Linked DNA regions of Homo sapiens: regions 2, 3, 4, 5 and 6 are each linked to region 1. A link is a contact called in ENCODE Hi-C or POLR2A ChIA-PET data. All regions are on one chromosome and are shown on one strand. The core of a region is the stretch at or near the end of the contact, and the rest is flanking DNA. Distances in the headings are between cores, read along the strand shown. Region 1 holds the start of MAP4K5 (mitogen-activated protein kinase kinase kinase kinase 5). Region 2 holds the start of POLE2 (DNA polymerase epsilon 2, accessory subunit). Region 3 holds the start of KLHDC2 (kelch domain containing 2). Region 4 holds the start of ARF6 (ARF GTPase 6). Region 5 holds the start of TRIM9 (tripartite motif containing 9). Region 6 holds the start of LINC01588 (long intergenic non-protein coding RNA 1588).

Region 1 (2,870 bases), core at 1-2,500:
AATCCCTGAAAGGAACCGCTAAAGTAAAACAAAACCCAGCAAGTTAATATCACATTTTTATCGCCAACCAAAAACAAACGATCAAACTTCCACCAGGAAAAGCATCTTTTTATATGGGATAATGCTTGCATAAATGTCACCAATATTAGTTTGCTTACAGTTAAAGCTCAGAGACAGGGTTTCATATGGCTTTTTTAGTCAAACTCATCCATTGAAACAAATTTTTTTAAAAAAATGCAAATGTCTGAATGTCAATATTCTTTCCTGTCTATCTTCCATGAAGCATTTTTCCATGCTAACACTAGAGCATCCTTCGGTGTAATTCCACAAGCAGATTCAAATTCCCTTCAATACCATAAATAAGCCCTATTAAAAAGCCTTTAAACCACAAAAAAAGTGCAACAGCGGTTTGCAACTGTGTGGTTAGTTCTGCCTGTTGGTAGCGATTAGAACAAGCCATGAGTCGAGGGTGCTCAGAACCGAGTAAAAGGGACCCCGGCCGCTTTCTCCCCAAGAGGCAACAATAAAAGCATCCTCCTCTCGCCCCAATACTTCGCAGGAAAGTGGCCCCATTCCCGGGACCCAGTCGACCGCAGGAAAAAAGCACGGCCAGCCTCACTTACCTTATAGACGTCCCCGTAGGTGCCGCTGCCGACCCTCTGGACGAGTTCGTAGTCCTGCTGCGGGTTCCGCCTCAGGATGTCCGCGGCAGGCCGCAGCGGGGCCTCCATCTTCACTTAGGGCCCGGCCCCCGCCAGCTCACCCCGCGGCTCCCGGATTCCCGCTAACAAGCACGAACGGCGCCGCTTCCCAACATGGAGCCTCCGCCCGCAGCTCCGTCTGCACGAGGGACGAGCAAAGGCTGGTTGGCGTCGCAGGCTACGACCCCCAGCGGCCCGCGCCCTCGCGGCCCGGCCCCTTCCCTTCCGTCCCGCCAGGGGCCGTGGAAGAGAAAGGGGCCTGGAAGGGCCCCCGGCGCCCCGTATCCCCGTTCGGTCTGCGGCCCTTCCCCCTCCCCGGCCGCCCGCGAACTGCCCGACGAGGCCTCCCCGCCAGCCGGGGCCCAGGGCCGGCTCCGTACCTAATGGGGGCGGCCCCGTCTTTGTTGAGCGCGGAGCCCGGGACCTACTTCCTAGACCGCACCCGCGTCCTCCTCCCGCGCGCCGGCCGGCAGCTCCGGGTTTGCCGTCGCCGCCGCCGCCACTCAGCCGCTGCACGGCGCGTCCTCTCGGGGGCGGCGGAGGCGCGTACAGTCGCCGCCGCCGCCGCCGCCGCACCACGTTCCCCACCCGGGGCTGCGTCACCGGGAGACACGTTCCCAGCCAGCATGGGTCGGCGCCCAGCGGCCCGCCCGAGCACTCCGGCCGCAGAACCAGAGTGCCGCCCTGAGGCCTGCTGAGAACACAACACCCTCCCGACCGCGCCACCGCGCCCCCCTAGCCGGGCGCGTCCTTGCAGGGCCTGGGCTGTCTCCCTCCCACTCTCAGAAATAAGGCACACGCCTGGGCATTCGTGGGCCAACGGGCCTTGGCTAAACCGTCCCCACATTTGTCAGGTAGGCCTGTAGGGTGACGGGTAGAGGAAGAAGGGCGATGGGAACGTAGCCCTCCAAGTTAAACACGGAAAAGGTACGTTAAGGGCACCGGGCCAGAAGTAACCTGGCAGCGGGGCGCCGGGGAAGGAGGTGGGGGAGTGCCAGGTTAACTAAGTCCCGGCACACCCTACTGCACCTTCCTGTTTTGCAAACCGATCCCGGTGGTACCAGTTTGAGGCTGCACTGCACACCTGCACAACCTGCCTTCTACTTAGTTCTTCTGAGACATTTCTGAAAGTCTGAATTCCTAGGACTGCTCAATGACCTTTGTCCCTGTTGGGCACACGCAGTGTCTCATCGCTGGTATTGCACCTTTAATGAGACCAGGAGTTCCGCAAAAGTAAAACAAAGGGGTCACAGACTGGTTCTGGTTCTACCACTTCCTCAGTATGTGCTCTGGGACAAAACAGCATATTTGGCAACATCTCGGTGTCCTTATCTGCAGCTTGAAGAGGGTAAGATTTTGCATCTGACACCCAGGAAAGTGTTTATAAAGCGTTTTACAGGATAGTAAGGGGGGTTATCGAATATAAGAGGTCTTAAAATACTTAACAATGCACAGCATATATGGAACAGGAGTTCGGGGAAGTAATTTGGCTGATATTTCACAAGCTGTTTTGCAGTTTCAGTTCCAGTCTTGCTCTGAAGGTAGAAATTAAGTTGCCAGTGTTACATTATACTGGCTAAGTTATTTCTAGAGCCTCATAGAGAATTTGAACAGAAAAGCCAGATAACACTCAGCCACTGCATTTAGTGACTGAAACATCATAAAAGAGCAAGTTGGAGATGTTGGCTTGTGGCTTTGAACATCCAATTTTTAATTCTGCTCTTGAGAATTAAAATACTCCTTATTGTTGATAATTGTATAATGTATAATAAGGAGTAATTGACAATACTCCTTATTGTTGATAATTGTATAATGTAGAAATTAAATTCGCACCTTAACAGGACAGGGCATATATGTATTTTCTTGTGCTCCACACACAAAGGGCACTTATTTGGGGAACATAAGTAAGCCCAGACTTACATGCTCCATGGACAAAGCCTATGTGTTTGCTGCATTGAAAAAATTGTTGAAGAACAGTTCCTTCTTTCAAAGATTCTTGGCACTTGTTTTGGTGGGCACATACTTTTGGCTTCGATGACTCAAAATCTCTTCAAATGTTCTATTGGTATCTTAGCACTTGTTTACTGTCATAGATTCATTTGAGATTTTTTTCCTCTGGCCATATAAGCACTGATCCTTTATCTAGTCTGAAATATATTTATTCTTACA
Region 2 (2,870 bases), core at 108-2,607, 840 kb before region 1:
AGGCATCTCCCAAAGCACAGTTAAAAGTCCCATAAAACTCACAAAACCAACCAAAAATCTACACACACAAAAGCAATAAAAACTGATACAGAGAGGTATATCCAATCCAGCAGGTATTTCAATATGTATAAAATATTGTGTTCTAGGTCAGGCGCAGTGGTTCACGCCTGTAATTCCAGCATTCTGGGAGGCCACGGCGCGAGGACTACTTGAGCCCAGGAGTTCAAGACCAGCCTGGGCAACATAGCCAGACCCCGTCTCTAAAAAACATACAACAACAAAAAATCAGCCAGGTATGGTGGCCCATGCCTGCAGTCCCAGCTACTTCAGCCCAGGAGGTTGAGGCTGCAGTAAGTCAAGTTCGCATCACTGCCCTCCAGCTTGGGCGAGAGTGAGACCATGACTCAAAAAAAAAAAAATACATATATATATATACACACACACCACACACACACACACACACACACACACACACACACACGTACATATAGAACTCTAAAACACGGAGCAGATTTAATGAGAGAAATCTTGGGAAGGTTCATATGTTCTATAGGTCCTCAAAAACACGGATATGCCCAGGAAACCTGACTTTCACATAAATTGGCAACTGCAGACGTGCAAGTGGGCTTTCTCGGGTCTCTCATCTTATGTCTCAGCAACCTTCCCGGGAGCCTGAGAGCTGTCCAGGTCACAATGTTGATAACCGGCTGCCATAGATAGGTTGCAGCTTCTCGGGCTCAGTTTGACATGTGCAGAAGAGCCTCGGCCCGCCTAGAAGAAACATTAAACTCCTCGCATGGGTCGGGGAAACCAAAGAAGGCACGGCAGCCTCAAGATCCACCTCGCTTCTTAGAACTTTTTTTTAATGGAGTCTCTCTCTGTCGCCAGGATGGAGTAGAGTGGCACGATATCGGCTCACCGCAACCTCCTCCTCCCGGGTTCAAGCGATTCTCCTGCCTCAGCCTCCCAACTAACTGGGACTACAAGCGCGCGCCACCACGCCCAGCTAATTTTTGTATTTTTAGTAGAGACGGGGCTTCACCATGTTGGCCAGGATGGTCTCGATCTCCTGACCTCGTGATCCGCCCGCCTCGACCTCCCAAAGTGCTGGGATTACAAGCGTGAGCCACCGCGCCCGACCGCTTCTTAGAACTCTGAAATTTAAGGTCAAGCCCCCTCTCGGCGCGCGGGGAGCCGCCGCGGTGCGTCCCGCTGCCGCACCAGGCAGACGGGCCCCAGCTCTTCCCTCTCGCCCTTCAAGCTGCCCGAGCCCACTCACCCACGGAGCAGCAAGCCCCGCAACTTGAAGGCGGAGAGCGCCCGGCTCCGCAGCCGCTCCGGCGCCATATTTGCGATTTGGCGCCACCGCCGCAGCTCCGCCCCTTCCCGGGCGCGCCCCTCCCAGCTCCGGCCTCGGCCCTGGCCCGCGTGGCGCTAAACCCTGTTAAGATCCCTGCTTGGTCTCCGCTGCCTGCGCCGCAGCAACTCAGACCTTACAGTTCGCAACCCCGGACCGAGTAGGCTGAAAGTGGAGACCACCTCGCGCTCCTTTGCTGCCGGGAAACTGAGGGCCAGAGCGTCTTCCCTGGTGTCGGGCTGCGTTGAGCCAGCCACAGCGCTCTCACCGCTGCCCTAGACATTGCAGGACTGCGGCCGAGCTTCCCGGACACAGGATCCCCCTTCTTTCGAGGCCATGAGAGCTGTTGGGTTCCCTACTTCGCACAAGCTCTGGAAATACTGTGCCTCGACATTTACCGGAAGCTGTTATAAATCTCCATCGCTCCCACCTACCCCGATTTTTATTTAACTTGAGGGCTTCGTATGCGCCATGCACTGTCATAAGCACTTTAAATGTGTGAATTCATGTGTTGCTCATGACAGCCCAGTGAGCTGTCTACTGTCTTTTCCACAACAGCCTCATTTTACAGATGAGAAAACTGAGACACAAAAATGGTAAAGGACTTGCTCAAGATGAAACGACGAGTTAAATGGTGTAGTCAGGATTTGAACTCAGTTATTCTGATTTCAGGTGGACTGTCAATCTGCCACACTTCAAAACGCTTGCTCCAATGAGTTGACTAACCCGTGGAGTGCTTATAAGTAAACACGCGGCTTATAAAACAGGAGGATGATTTCACAGTACCAATATAAAGTGACCTCCAACGTATACGGGTTTTTTTCTTTTTTAAAAAAAAGCGAAGTTTAATGAAGGAAGGGAAACAAAAGTATATGTATTTGTTTTTGCATTTTAAAAACCTCTGGGCCCGGGCGCGGTGGCTCACATCTGTAATCCCAGAACTTTGGGAGGCCGATGCTGGCAGATCACTTGAGGCCAAGAGTTCGAGAACAGCCGGGCCAACATGGTGAAACCCCGTCTCTACCAAAAAAAAAAAAAAAAAAAAAAAATTAGCCAGGCGTGGTGGCGCGCGCCTGTAATCCCAGCTCCTGGGGAGGTTGAGGCAGGAGAATCTCTTGAGCCTCGGAGGCGGAGGGTGCAGTGAGCCGAGATCGTGCCACCACTCCAGCCTGGGCAACAAAGCAAGGCTCTGTCTCAAAAACAAAAAAAGCCGGGCGCAGTGGTTCACGCCTGTAATCCCAGCACTTTGGGAGGCCGAGGTGGGCGGATCATCTGAGGTCAGGAGTTCGAGACCAGCCTGACCAACATGGAGAAACCCCGTCTCTACAAAAATACAAAAAAATTAGCCAGGCATGGTGGCGCATGCCTGTAATCCCAGCTACTCGGGAGGCTGAGGCAGGAGAATTGTCTGAACCCGGGAGACAGAGGTTGCGGTGAGCCGAGATGGGGCCATTACACTCCAGCCTAGGCAACAAGAGTGAGACTCTGTCTCAAAACAACAGCAACAACAACA
Region 3 (2,870 bases), core at 260-2,759, 760 kb before region 1:
CTTTTGGCTCACTGTAACCTCCGCCTCCCGGCTTCAAGAGTTTCTCCTGCCTGAGCCTCCCAAGTAGCTGGGATTACAGGCGCCGGCCACCAAGCCTGTGTAATTTTTTTGTATTTTCAGTAGAGACAGAGTTTCGCCATTTTGGCCAGGCTGGTCTCGAACTCCTGGCCTCAGGTGATCCGCCTGCCTCGGCCTTCCAAAGTGTTGGGATTACAGGCGTGAGCCACCGCGCCCAGCCGAGATATTAATTTTGGATTCTACTAAGGACGACGGGAGCCAGCTCAAGGTTTTTAAGTGACTCGATCAGATTCACGAGGTTGGTTCACAAGGAACTTCGATAACCCCAAAGTCTAGTGAGCATAATTCGACTGGGAGAAGACACTGCTGCAAGGAATTCTGTGAACCAGACAGATTTGAGGGCACCAACCAGGGTGGATGGCAGATAAGGTCTTAACAGCCTCAAGGTGATTTGCTTCCTTGTTGAAGGCTTTAATTAATCCTCTTAAGTAACTTTCAAGTTCTTGAGTTCAAGTAAACACACTGGCACACTAGGGGAGGAGTGGCAGGCTATAAGCATTTTAATAATTAAAAAAAAAAAGCCTTTTATTGTTCAAAGTGTTCCTTTTCTATGGAGTGCTCCCAACCAGAAGATGAGGGAAATGGAGATAATGAAGCACGTCCCTCCTACCAAACACGATAAATTCTACAGGCACTGTAAGATCAAGAATTTAAGATTATTTTTGTCCCACCCTATTTTACAGGTGAGGTATCAAGCACAGTAACTCGTAATTTTCTTTTGGCCCAATTGAAAGGTATCATATAAGAGAAAGCTGTGTGTGCGTGAAAAGGATCCGCCTTTCTTTCTGAAGAAAAGGGTGGTTACGGCTTCGGAAACGCTTTTCAAGCCAACTCTGCAGCCCGGCTGGCGGCGGCAGCGGCGGCGGCGGCAACGTCAGATTCCCGCAGAGGCGGCGCCCGGCAGGGGCGGCAGGAGCTCAGGAGAGGCCCCCGGGGATCGGGCTGGGCCCCACGTGAGAGCTAAGCGACTGCCCTCGCGCCCGCAGAACAGCAGGGCCTGCATCGACTCTAAGGCGAGACCAGAAACTTGCTAGTGGAGCAATTCTGGTGCCCCTGCCCGGGCTGTGAACCCTCTGAGATCATCCCTCAATCAAACGAATAGAAATCCTCGGGAAGAAAAAAAAAATTGCGGCAATCCGGCTAAAATTCAGCAGCTTTCAGGGACCGATTCAGGACATTATCCCTGTGGTTCCCTCAGTGAAAGGAGACTCGAAGCGCGACTAGAAGTCGCCGGGCCCCATAGATCTGCGGTGCCCAGGCCGTAGGCGGAGGCGCGGGCAGAGGCGGCGGCGGCGGCGGCGGCGGCTGGAGGACCCGGCGCTGGGGGCGCTGAGCGGCAGCCTCGCTTCCGGAGCTCGGCGGGCGGCGTCAGCGGAACGGGCGGCTTCCGGCCGCGGCGTAAACAAGGCCGTGGACTGCAGGAGGCGGGGCAGACGGGCTGCAATAGGGAGCCGGCCCGACGCGGACCGCTTCCCTGCAGTGCCCCGAGTCCCGGGCCCGCGCCGCCGCCGCCCGGCTCCGCTCGCGGCCCCTCTGTCTGCAGGCGTGCCCCGGCGGCGGCGGAGAGCCGTCCTCGGCCGAGGAGGCTGGGAAACGCGAGCGCAGGCGGCAGAGAGGCCTCAACGCCGTCCCTTTCGCCACCGCCTTTTCCTTGCCTCGCGCCGCTGTGCATTTCTCTCCTTTTCCTTTGTTTTTTTGGCCCCTCGCGGGTGTGGGCATTGTTGGTTAGCAAAAGTGCAGCCTCAAGATGGCTGATGGCAACGAGGATCTGCGGGCTGACGACTTGCCTGGGCCAGCCTTCGAGAGCTATGAGTCCATGGAGCTTGCCTGCCCCGCTGAGCGCAGCGGCCACGTAGCCGTCAGCGACGGGCGCCACATGTTCGTCTGGGGCGGCTACAAGGTCAGTGAGTGGCCGGGCCGCGACGGACGTCGCTCGGCTGTGACTCGGGTCTGCGTTCGCGGCCAGGCGGGGAGGCCAGAGCGGGCCGCCGAGGGCGCTCCCCGCCTGCGTCGCGCGCCCCACCTCAGACTCTGCCCGTTGGTTGTTTTTTTTTTGCGCGCGGGAATCTTCCTTCTCTCGAGTACCCCAACCCGTCTCGAACCTCCAGGGCTGCTGTCATGTCACCCTGGTGCTCACAAAGCCAACTCACTCCCACCCCCGTTGTTGCCATTGGAGCGTTATTCCGGGGAAGGCCCTGTTAATGTTGCTTGGGCGGTGCATTCGGAAGGGTTGGGGTGTGAAAGGTGACGGTGTGTGATATCACTCAGACGCGTTATGAGGACGGCCTACGAGGACTTCACCCTCTGGAGCTGGGAACCGCTGCCCACTTACAGGGAGGCCGAGGTGTAGGAAAACTGGAATTCCAAAAGGTTACAGGAACCACCTTATTCAGCCTTCCCGCCTGTGCAAATGGCCATCAGGACTGTTTTCCTTCTGGCTTCAGCTGGGTTGAAGTTTTTCAGCAGACACCCCTATTAAGATAATGGAAAAGCTCCACCAGTAACCAAAAAATCCCCAGCATCAAATGAACTACAGAGTGCAGCTCTTTGACTCTCCGATCCCCTGGTTATAAACAACGTGATTAGTTAGCAGTTTAAAGCCAGTTGCCATTCTTTACCCTGCTAACCTCGGAAATCTAGAATTTTATTTGCTAGGATGGCTCTGAGCCAGTCCTACCACAAAATTCCTCTTTGGTCTTGAAAATGTTCTCCGCCCTCCCCACGCCCGTGCCTTGGATGACTTGCTTTGTGATTGTTTTTAGCTTATGGTACAGCTGACTTGATCATAGTTG
Region 4 (2,870 bases), core at 188-2,687, 640 kb before region 1:
ATGTTACCATATGCTGTTTATAGCATCTTGCTTTTTAAACAAAGATACCCATTTCCTGTTTTTCTCCCCTTGATATTTGAAGGTTTCACGTTATTTTAAGTCTAATTTTATCATTAACCATTTGATACAAAAATGTGTCCTTGGCAGGGCGCAGTGGCTCACGCCTGTAATCCCAGCATTTTGGGGGGCCGAGGCGGGTGGATCACCTGAGGTCAGGACTTCGAGACCAGCCTGGCCAACATGGTGAAACCCCGTCTCTACTAAAAATACAAAAATTAGCCGGGCGTGGTGGTGGGCGACCTAATTCCAGCTGCTCCGGAGGCTAAGGCAGAACTGCTTGAACCCAGGATGAGGAGGCTGCAGTGAGCCGAGATTGTGCAACTGGACTCCAGCCTGGGCGACAGAGTGAGACCCCGTCTCAAGAAACAAACAAAAACCAAAAAACCAAAAATGTGCCCTGAAGTCTTCCACATTGTATTATTTAAGCCTCACGTGAGTTAGCAAGGTCAGTTTACACGAGATAAACTTAGTAAGGTTAAGTGCCCAGATCCAGGCCATACAAGCGGTCGTTCTATATTCTAAATTCTATGCTTCTTAAAGTTAAGAATGGGTAGTAGTTAAGAAGCTACTACTAACAGTATGAGATAAAATGATATTTTAAAGATGAACAGATGTCGCATTCTAAAAAGGTGAAAACGCGGCAAGGCACAGGAACTCTTCATAATACTGCAGTTTTTAAGAAACATGGGCTGGTCTTGACGAGACCTATAGGCAGACAGGGCTCAAACATTCAAAAGAGCTGCAGAGTAAACTCAACTCCGGGAAAGCGCTGCACTGACTGGCAGATTCCACACGAGACACTGGCCTCCCACGTGTCTTTCAGGAAACATACAAAATTCAAGGGATAAAGGAAGCCAAGAAGGGGTTGCGAAAAAGGGAAAAAAAAAAAAAACAAAAGCGAACAGAGCTTCCCTGGGACGTTCAGGGAGCGCGGAGGGTGCGGGAAGGCTGGGGCGGGCGGAGGGAATTCGCAGAGCATCTGGCGGGCACCGAGGTCTGGGAACAGGCCTGGAGGCAGCTCGGTTCGTGGAGAGAGCGGGCTGCCCGTGGGCCCCACCCTGTAGGGCCCCCCAGTAGATCTGCTCCCTTGGTTCGGGTGGGCAGGGGAGGGCAGAGCGCAAAAGAGAAAAGCAGGGAAGGAGACGCTAGAAGAGCCACGGGTAGGCGCGAGTCAGAGTCCGAGGTTCGAGGGCTCTGGGCCGGCCGCATCTGCGAGCCCTCCGAGGCGCCGTAGCCCCGCCCCTCCGGCGCGTGGCGCCCATGACGCTAGGCGCGCGGGCCGCTCTCCTTACAGAGGTCGCTCTTGTCCGAACGGTCGGCCTCTGCTGCGCCTGCGTGGTCGGGAGGGGAAGTGAGGCGGTTTCCTCGGCGCCTTTTCCGGCAGCGGCGGCGGCAGAACTGGGAGGAGGAGTTGGAGGCCGGAGGGAGCCCGCGCTCGGGGCGGCGGCTGGAGGTAACCCCTTGGGCCGAGCTGGAAAGGCGGGCCACCTCGGTCTTCGCTCCTTTGTGGAGCTCTGGCAGTAACTCCCCTCCCTCTCTGTTTCTCTGCAGGCAGCGCACCGAGTTCCCGCGAGGATCCATGACCTGACGGGGCCCCGGAGCCGCGCTGCCTCTCGGGTGTCCTGGGTCGGTGGGGAGCCCAGTGCTCGCAGGCCGGCGGGCGGGCCGGAGGGCTGCAGTCTCCCTCGCGGTGAGAGGAAGGCGGAGGAGCGGGAACCGCGGCGGCGCTCGCGCGGCGCCTGCGGGGGGAAGGGCAGTTCCGGGCCGGGCCGCGCCTCAGCAGGGCGGCGGCTCCCAGCGCAGTCTCAGGGCCCGGGTGGCGGCGGCGACTGGAGAAATCAAGTTGTGCGGTCGGTGATGCCCGAGTGAGCGGGGGGCCTGGGCCTCTGCCCTTAGGAGGCAACTCCCACGCAGGCCGCAAAGGCGCTCTCGCGGCCGAGAGGCTTCGTTTCGGTTTCGCGGCGGCGGCGGCGTTGTTGGCTGAGGGGACCCGGGACACCTGAATGCCCCCGGCCCCGGCTCCTCCGACGCGATGGGGAAGGTGCTATCCAAAATCTTCGGGAACAAGGAAATGCGGATCCTCATGTTGGGCCTGGACGCGGCCGGCAAGACAACAATCCTGTACAAGTTGAAGCTGGGCCAGTCGGTGACCACCATTCCCACTGTGGGTTTCAACGTGGAGACGGTGACTTACAAAAATGTCAAGTTCAACGTATGGGATGTGGGCGGCCAGGACAAGATCCGGCCGCTCTGGCGGCATTACTACACTGGGACCCAAGGTCTCATCTTCGTAGTGGACTGCGCCGACCGCGACCGCATCGATGAGGCTCGCCAGGAGCTGCACCGCATTATCAATGACCGGGAGATGAGGGACGCCATAATCCTCATCTTCGCCAACAAGCAGGACCTGCCCGATGCCATGAAACCCCACGAGATCCAGGAGAAACTGGGCCTGACCCGGATTCGGGACAGGAACTGGTATGTGCAGCCCTCCTGTGCCACCTCAGGGGACGGACTCTATGAGGGGCTCACATGGTTAACCTCTAACTACAAATCTTAATGAGCATTCTCCACCCATCCCCTGGAAGGAGAGAAATCAAAAACCCATTCATAGGATTATCGCCACCATCACCTCTTTCAATTGCCACTTTCTCTTCTTTTGAATTTGAACTCTGGAGTTACTGTTCTACAGTTTGGCGGGGACGGGGCTTGGGGGTTTTCTCTTTTGTTTGTTTCCCTTTCTTTTTCCTTTTTTTTTTTTTTTTTTTTTTGTTGGCTTTGCGTTAGGATGCTCTGATCTGACATTTGAC
Region 5 (2,870 bases), core at 278-2,777, 560 kb after region 1:
CCAGAGCCGGGCTCATCAGTATTCCGCCTGCGGCGTCTCCCCGACCCTCCGCCGTGCCTCACCAGGTCCGCCTATCCAGCAGCGACAGACTCCCGCCGTCCGCGCGACCCCACCGCCCCCATCCCAGTCCCTCCCCGAGGGTTCGCAGCCCGCCCTGCCCTCGAGCGTGCCTAGCGGCCCTGGGCACTGGCGCGGCTCTACCCAGCTATGCAGTGCTTTCCCACACACTGGCCGCGGCCACTGGCTGCAGACCCGCCGCGGAAAGGGGGCGCCCTGAGTCCCGCTCGCAGGCAGCGCGCCCCGAGAGACCCGCTCTAAGGCATCCCCGCAACAACTCTGTGGGGGCATTCAACTCCCCCGTGCGCCGGTTAAGATTCCCCCATGCCTCCTGCAATGCACCAGACCAGGGAGGTAAACATCGAAGGCACCTGCATTGCGCCCCCACTGGGATGCGCTGTGCGCAAGAGACGGGGACCGTCTGCTGCAAAACCGGATGATCGGAGACGCAGGGAGTTAGGAGTGGGTTTTCTTAGGACTCACCTTATGTAGTTTCCACATGGCCCCCAGAGCCTTGACTTCGTGGCTGGAGTGTTTGCCCTCCTCCAAGCACTGGTAGCACACGGGCATCTTGCATTGCACGCAGTACATGCTGTGGTTCTCCAGCTCGTGGTCTGTGCAGGTGGAGACCTTGCGTGGGCTCAGCCTCCGGCTCACACGACCCTGGGCCGGGGGCACCAGGCGGTGCTTGGCTAGGGGCCCCCGGGGCGGGTGGCAGCGCAGGCGGCACGGATCGCAGTAGAAGACATCGCACTGTTCGCACATGACGGTGGCTTCCTTGGGCGCCTTCTCGCAGAGCTGGCACTTGAGGGCCGCGGCTTTGCTCTGCTGGTAGCGGTCAATTACCCCTTCCAGTACGCGATTCTTGGGGAAGCCGCGGAGCCCCCGGTCATCCAGGATGAGGCTGCGGTGACACTGGGGGCAGGTGATACAGGAGTTGCGGGGCACCGGGGCCAGGGCCGGTGACAAGTGGGTGGCCGGTGGCGGCATAGCCGGGGGAAACACGCGGACGCCGTTGGGGGACTTCTGGCACGGGGTAGTGGGGGCGCTGGCGAACCCCCCGTAGGAGCCATAGCCGCTGTCCGCCTCGCTGTATAGGCTCATCTTGTCCAGGTCCAGATAGTCATAGTCGGAGACCCCGGAGCCCGCGGCCCGATGGCTCTGGGGGGATTCAGACTCTGGGGTCTGCACCAGGATGTTGCGGGCGCACGCCTGACACAAATTGTGAGAGCAGGGCAGGATGATGGGCTCCCGATAGAAGGAGCCGCACACGGGGCATTTCAACTCCTCTTCCATCTCCTCCATGGGGACCGGTCTGGGAGGAGACAGCGACGGCTGCAGCGGGTGCCTGAGCTGGCGAGGTGGCCGACGGGCCCGTCTTGTCCAGCACCCTGGCCAGCGGCGGCGGCTGTGGTGGTGGTGCCTTCCCGCGCAGCACTGGCACGGACACCCAGAGAGGCGCTAGCTCTGTGAGCCGCAGCCGCGTAGCCGCCGCGCCGCGCGCCAGCCCGGACCGCCCCTACCTGCCCTCCTAGTCCCGCCCCGGCCCATGAGCAGCGGCCCATTGGGCGGGGGGCAAGAGATCGAAGCTCTCATTGGCCACCAGACCCGTCCGTCTCCTCGTCTCCGCAGGCCACAGGGGGTTCGGTAGAGTCTGAGGATAGGGCAGTCTTCGCTCGCGGCTGCAAGATCTCTGAAGGGGGCCGGCGTGCGGAGGCTAGGGGACCGGGAAGGAGGAGTTAGGCGGGATGATTCATCCTCGCCCGGCTTACTTCCGACCTCCGGTGCAGTCTCCCAGGAGCTGGGGGCGTGAGAAACCCCTCCCCGCAGCGAGTGGGCTGCCGGAGGGGGCTGGGGCTTCTCGCCAGCGTTTGCGTTTGGCTCCCAGCTCTGAGCTCCGCGCCCACCTACCGCGGGCGAGTGCTGCGCAGCACGGAGGACGCCCCTTCTCTTCCGCTGCTGGCAGCCTTCGCAGGCGTCTCACCCGGGCCTAGGCTTCTGCACGGCAGTGGGGCTTTTCTCCTTCTCCGTGAATCCGCTGACGCCGTGCCCTGGAGCTCCCCCATCCCGGGAGTCTGACGGCGCTGGCGCAAGCCCTGGCGACACTCTTGGCTTCTTTCATCCTGCGTCCCTCGTTTCCTAAAGAGCATGTATAAAGTCGATTTCCTAGTGTCGACATGAGATTCAACTGGGTAACCGATGGAAATGGTCAGCATTAGTCAGAATCTATGACCCCTTCGTTTCATGCTTTAAATTATAGCTCGGCCCAGAGGCCTCAGTGCCGTGGTGTGAACGTGCTTCCTTCCACGGATCCTTCTTCCTCCTCGCGGCCTCCCAAAGCACCTGGCTGAGCTTTTTCGAGGCCCGCTGGGCCTTTGGTTCGGTTGAGGCAAGAACAGTTTGTCTATTTCTGAGTGCCCGTAGTTTAGTAAAGCTCTGTAAATGAATCACTGTGTGACTGCGGAGTCTCAGTGTTTCACTCCAAACAGCATTATTCAACCCCACGTGCCCTGGGCATCTGCCATAGCTTACAGCATCGTGTGCCTTTCTGTTTCTTCCAACGAGGGGCATGGTGAGGCGGTGATTCTAGTGTTAGTCCCTGTACAAGGAGGGAGGGAGGGAGGGAAGAAGGGAAAGAGGGAGAGAGGGAGGAAGGAAGGGGGGGGGAAAGGAAAGGCGGAAGGAAGGGAAGAAAGGGAGGGAGGAAGAAGAAAAGGAAAGGAAAATCTTTGAGTCAAGTGACATTCTGAGGTAGTAACATTTGAAATAGTACATAGCCGGCTTTTGCTGAATGATTCATGAAGTAAAGGACA
Region 6 (2,870 bases), core at 148-2,647, 530 kb before region 1:
ATATTCGTACTTTGAAGATGCTCACATCTTGCATGTGCAGTGTTACAAGAGTGGGGTTGGTGCAGGAGTGAAATGGGAGGCCGTGTCCCGAGATGGGGTCACCAGAACCTGGAGTGACAAGGTGGAGGTGGGGAGAGGAGCTTTTCCTCCTGGCTTTCCCACAAACACTGACTTCCATGCCTCTGGCCTGGAACCACATGTAACCAAAGCCATATGTTCAACTTGCGTTAATTAAATGGTGGCCTCAGCAACATTTCTGGTGCTGCTTCTGTTGCTTTGGCATTATGATGTCTTCAATATTTGTTACTGTGTGTCGTTTGTCATGTTTAACCCAGTGGCTCAGATTCTATTTGTTTGTAAAACTTAAATGTTGAGAGACTTCTGTTCTTGATTTTTTAGAAAATAAAAATTATTTTTGGTTTATTCCATGAGAACATATCTTCTATAGGTTGAACCTCCAAGGTTCTTCCTTCTTGATTTTTCTGGGAGATGACTGTAATTTTTTTTTTTTTTTGAGACGGAGTTTCGTTGCTGTTGCCCAGGCTGCTGGAGTGCAATGGTGCAATCTCAGCTCACCGCAACCTCCGCCTCCCGGGTTCAAGGAATTCTCCTGCCTCAGCCTCCCAAGTAGCCGGGACTACAAATGCGTGCCACCACGCCCAGCTAATTTTTGTATTTTTAGTAGAGATGGGGTTTCACCATGTTGGTTAAGCTGGTCTTGATCCACCTGCCTCAGCCTCCCAAAGTGCTGAGATTATAGGCGTAAGCCACTGTGCCTGGTGTAATCTTAACTGCTTTTTAGGAAATGGTGTAAGAAAAGGCTGTGCCATAAACTCAAAATCCTACTAATCCCCAGTTCTCAGCCCCAAACCGAAGAAAGATTACATTTCCAGTCCAGTTTCTAATCCCAAGTATCCATGCACCCAGGATGGCGGGAAAAGGGAAAAGGCGGTACCTTAAATGAGGGAAGGACATCTCAGTCTTGGCCAGTTCTTACTCTTCCCAGGGGCCACCCTCAAGCCCCACCCTGAGCAGGTAAGTGAGGCAGGCAGGCAGCCTGGGAGCATGTGTGGGAGGGAATCCAACGGTGTTCTCCAGGCTGCAAGAGCTGGGCAGACACAATCGTGCTGCAGCCCTGGCCTGTGTTTTTCTTTCCCACAAAGACCAACACCGGTGCTGCTGACATCATGACAGGTTTGATCATTTTTATTTTGCGGTGAGCGTGGTGTCATGGTGATGAAGAGTCCTGTGAGCTTGTGCAGGTCCCCTCAACTGCAGGCTGTCCAGGCTTCCTCCTCTACAGTAAAGACAAGGAGAATGGCTGCTTCCTAAGGTGATGGCGAGGTAGGATGAGGAGTGTAAACGGCCCACCCTGCTCCCAGTGGTAACTATGGGTATGATTTCCTTTTGGGAGAAGACAGAGATTGCCCTTCTGATCCTCCCAGCTGTAAATTTGGGCTGGGGCAACTTTTAGACACAAACAGGGCACTCCTGGCTACAGGGCCTCAATGTTTTCCTTGAGGTGGAGTATCTAGGCATTTCCCTGAGGTTTCTGATGCCTGGGCAGGGTGGGGTGGGGTGTGGCTGGTTCTGACAGCTGTTCCCCACCCAGCTTTGTGCCCTGGGGAGGGAGATCTACCTGCACATCCCGCTGCACTGGATCTGCAGGGAGCTGGGGCTGCCCTTGGACGCCTCAGGCACAGGCCCTCATCCTCTGCCTAACTGCTTTTTACACCCATCCCTTGAGTCCAGGGAGATTTTGCCACAATTTCAAAAAAGAAATGATTATTCAGAAGGCATTCTTCTATATATTTCCTTTTTTTTTTTTTTTGAGATGGAGTTTCGCTCTGTCACCAGGCTGGAGTGCAGTGGCATGATCGGCTCACTGCAACCTCCGCCTCATGGGTTCAAGCGATTCTCCTGCCTCAGCCTCCCGAGTAGCTGGGACTACAGGTGCATGCCACCACGCCCAGCTAATATTTTAATTTTTAGTAGAGATGGGGTTTCACCATGTTGGCCAGGATGGTCTTAATCTCTTGACCTCGTGATCTGCCCGCCTCAGCCTCCCAAAGTGCTGGGATTACAGGCATGAGCCACCGTGCCTGGCCACATTTCTGTATATCTTGCAAGCAGACACACTGTCTGTCTTTTATTTGATCATCTTTCCAAGGATGCTGGTATAGCATGTATGCTTGGAAAATAGAGATGCTGTTTCTCCAGAGAAAGGGGGAGCTTGCTTGCATTCTTCTATGTAGTTCTAAGGCCCCTGCTCCACTGTACAGCAAGTGGCCACACCCTTAGTGTCTTCCTTGCCTAACCCAGACCCTTACAGCACTCAGCTTGGAAAAGACCCTTGCAGCGCTCAGTTGGGTGCCATGATTATGCCTGTAATCCCAGCACTTAGGGAGGCCAAGGTGGGTGGGTCACTTGAGCCTGGGAGTTTGAGACCAGCCTGGGCACCATGGCAAAACGCCATCTCTAAAAAAAAAAAAAAAAAAAACCACAAAAATTAGCCAGGCATGAGGATGCACCTGTAGTCCCAGCTACTGGGGAGGTTGCTGCAGTGGGAGGATTGCCTGAACCCAGGGAGGTTGAGGCTGCAGTGGGCTGTGATTGTGCCACTGCACTCTATCTTGGGTGACAGAGTGAGACCCTGTCTCAAACGAAAACAAAATTTCAAAAAAAAAAAAAAGAATGCATTCTTGCCCTTAGAGGCTCCATCCTCACCTCCCTCTTCTGGTTTCTCTTCCTCTGTCTCTGCTGTGTGTGTCTTTAATAAAGAACACTGAAATTAGTGAGCCAGGTTTGCCTCCTGGGCAGGAATTATGAAATCCAGGTGGCCTTGGTTGTAATAGGGGGAAAAAAAAACC

The links. Hi-C counts contacts between places; a loop is a spot of excess contacts on that map. ChIA-PET counts read pairs that join two places held with the same protein, here RNA polymerase II (POLR2A). Pooled maps may share reads with other maps.
Region 2: a pooled map shows a loop between it and region 1 (5-fold over the local background). The contact joins the promoter of POLE2 here to the promoter of MAP4K5 in region 1. A Hi-C loop is called at or near these places in 1 of 37 single-sample maps with no recorded cell type and 11 of 50 pooled maps. POLR2A ChIA-PET finds 5 or more read pairs at or near these places in 1 of 52 experiments (activated T-cell).
Region 3: a map of OCI-LY7 shows a loop between it and region 1 (7-fold over the local background). The contact joins the promoter of KLHDC2 here to the promoter of MAP4K5 in region 1. A Hi-C loop is called at or near these places in 4 of 168 maps with a recorded cell type or tissue (CD4-positive, alpha-beta memory T cell, OCI-LY7, endothelial cell of umbilical vein and 1 more), 6 of 37 single-sample maps with no recorded cell type and 15 of 50 pooled maps. POLR2A ChIA-PET finds 5 or more read pairs at or near these places in 1 of 52 experiments (activated CD4-positive, alpha-beta T cell).
Region 4: a loop to region 1 is called in a map of mammary epithelial cell, with 7 times the contacts of the local background. The contact joins the promoter of ARF6 here to the promoter of MAP4K5 in region 1. A Hi-C loop is called at or near these places in 2 of 168 maps with a recorded cell type or tissue (heart left ventricle and mammary epithelial cell), 3 of 37 single-sample maps with no recorded cell type and 15 of 50 pooled maps. POLR2A ChIA-PET finds 5 or more read pairs at or near these places in 4 of 52 experiments (AG04450, activated B cell and activated naive CD4-positive, alpha-beta T cell).
Region 5: a loop to region 1 is called in a map of CD8-positive, alpha-beta T cell, with 15 times the contacts of the local background. The contact joins the promoter of TRIM9 here to the promoter of MAP4K5 in region 1. A Hi-C loop is called at or near these places in 2 of 168 maps with a recorded cell type or tissue (CD4-positive, alpha-beta memory T cell and CD8-positive, alpha-beta T cell) and 6 of 50 pooled maps. POLR2A ChIA-PET finds 5 or more read pairs at or near these places in 1 of 52 experiments (PC-3).
Region 6: a loop to region 1 is called in a map with no recorded cell type, with 4 times the contacts of the local background. The contact joins the promoter of LINC01588 here to the promoter of MAP4K5 in region 1. A Hi-C loop is called at or near these places in 3 of 168 maps with a recorded cell type or tissue (OCI-LY7, PC-9 and naive thymus-derived CD4-positive, alpha-beta T cell), 11 of 37 single-sample maps with no recorded cell type and 16 of 50 pooled maps. POLR2A ChIA-PET finds 5 or more read pairs at or near these places in 1 of 52 experiments (IMR-90).

What each region holds. Positions count from the first base shown.
Region 1 is chr14:50,531,319-50,534,188 of GRCh38, forward strand. It overlaps MAP4K5 (mitogen-activated protein kinase kinase kinase kinase 5), which reads right to left and starts at 1,251. Exons shown (of 33, transcript NM_006575.6): 1 at 1,130-1,251; 2 at 624-840. The coding sequence starts at 731. It also overlaps a transcript of ATL1 not described here. RefSeq lists a silencer at 945-1,574.
Region 2 is chr14:49,686,857-49,689,726 of GRCh38, forward strand. It overlaps POLE2 (DNA polymerase epsilon 2, accessory subunit), which reads right to left and starts at 1,358. Exons shown (of 19, transcript NM_002692.4): 1 at 1,280-1,358. The coding sequence starts at 1,347. RefSeq lists enhancers at 595-1,356, 1,357-2,116 and a silencer at 1,421-1,470.
Region 3 is chr14:49,766,644-49,769,513 of GRCh38, forward strand. KLHDC2 (kelch domain containing 2) reads left to right here and starts at 1,510. Exons shown (of 13, transcript NM_014315.3): 1 at 1,510-1,978. The coding sequence starts at 1,826. RefSeq lists silencers at 910-969, 1,310-1,389, 1,560-1,739.
Region 4 is chr14:49,891,645-49,894,514 of GRCh38, forward strand. It overlaps ARF6 (ARF GTPase 6), which reads left to right and starts at 1,438. Exons shown (of 2, transcript NM_001663.4): 1 at 1,438-1,513; 2 at 1,612-2,870. The coding sequence starts at 2,093. The coding sequence ends at 2,620. RefSeq lists enhancers at 998-1,097, 1,968-2,287, 2,318-2,367 and silencers at 1,188-1,577, 1,618-1,807.
Region 5 is chr14:51,093,578-51,096,447 of GRCh38, forward strand. TRIM9 (tripartite motif containing 9) reads right to left here and starts at 1,528. Exons shown (of 13, transcript NM_001387360.1): 1 at 541-1,528. The coding sequence starts at 1,362. RefSeq lists a silencer at 1,520-1,589.
Region 6 is chr14:50,006,123-50,008,992 of GRCh38, forward strand. It overlaps LINC01588 (long intergenic non-protein coding RNA 1588), which reads right to left and starts at 1,398. Exons shown (of 4, transcript NR_126498.1): 1 at 1-1,398. LINC01599 (long intergenic non-protein coding RNA 1599) reads right to left here. Exons shown (of 9, transcript NR_131171.1): 9 at 1,191-1,297.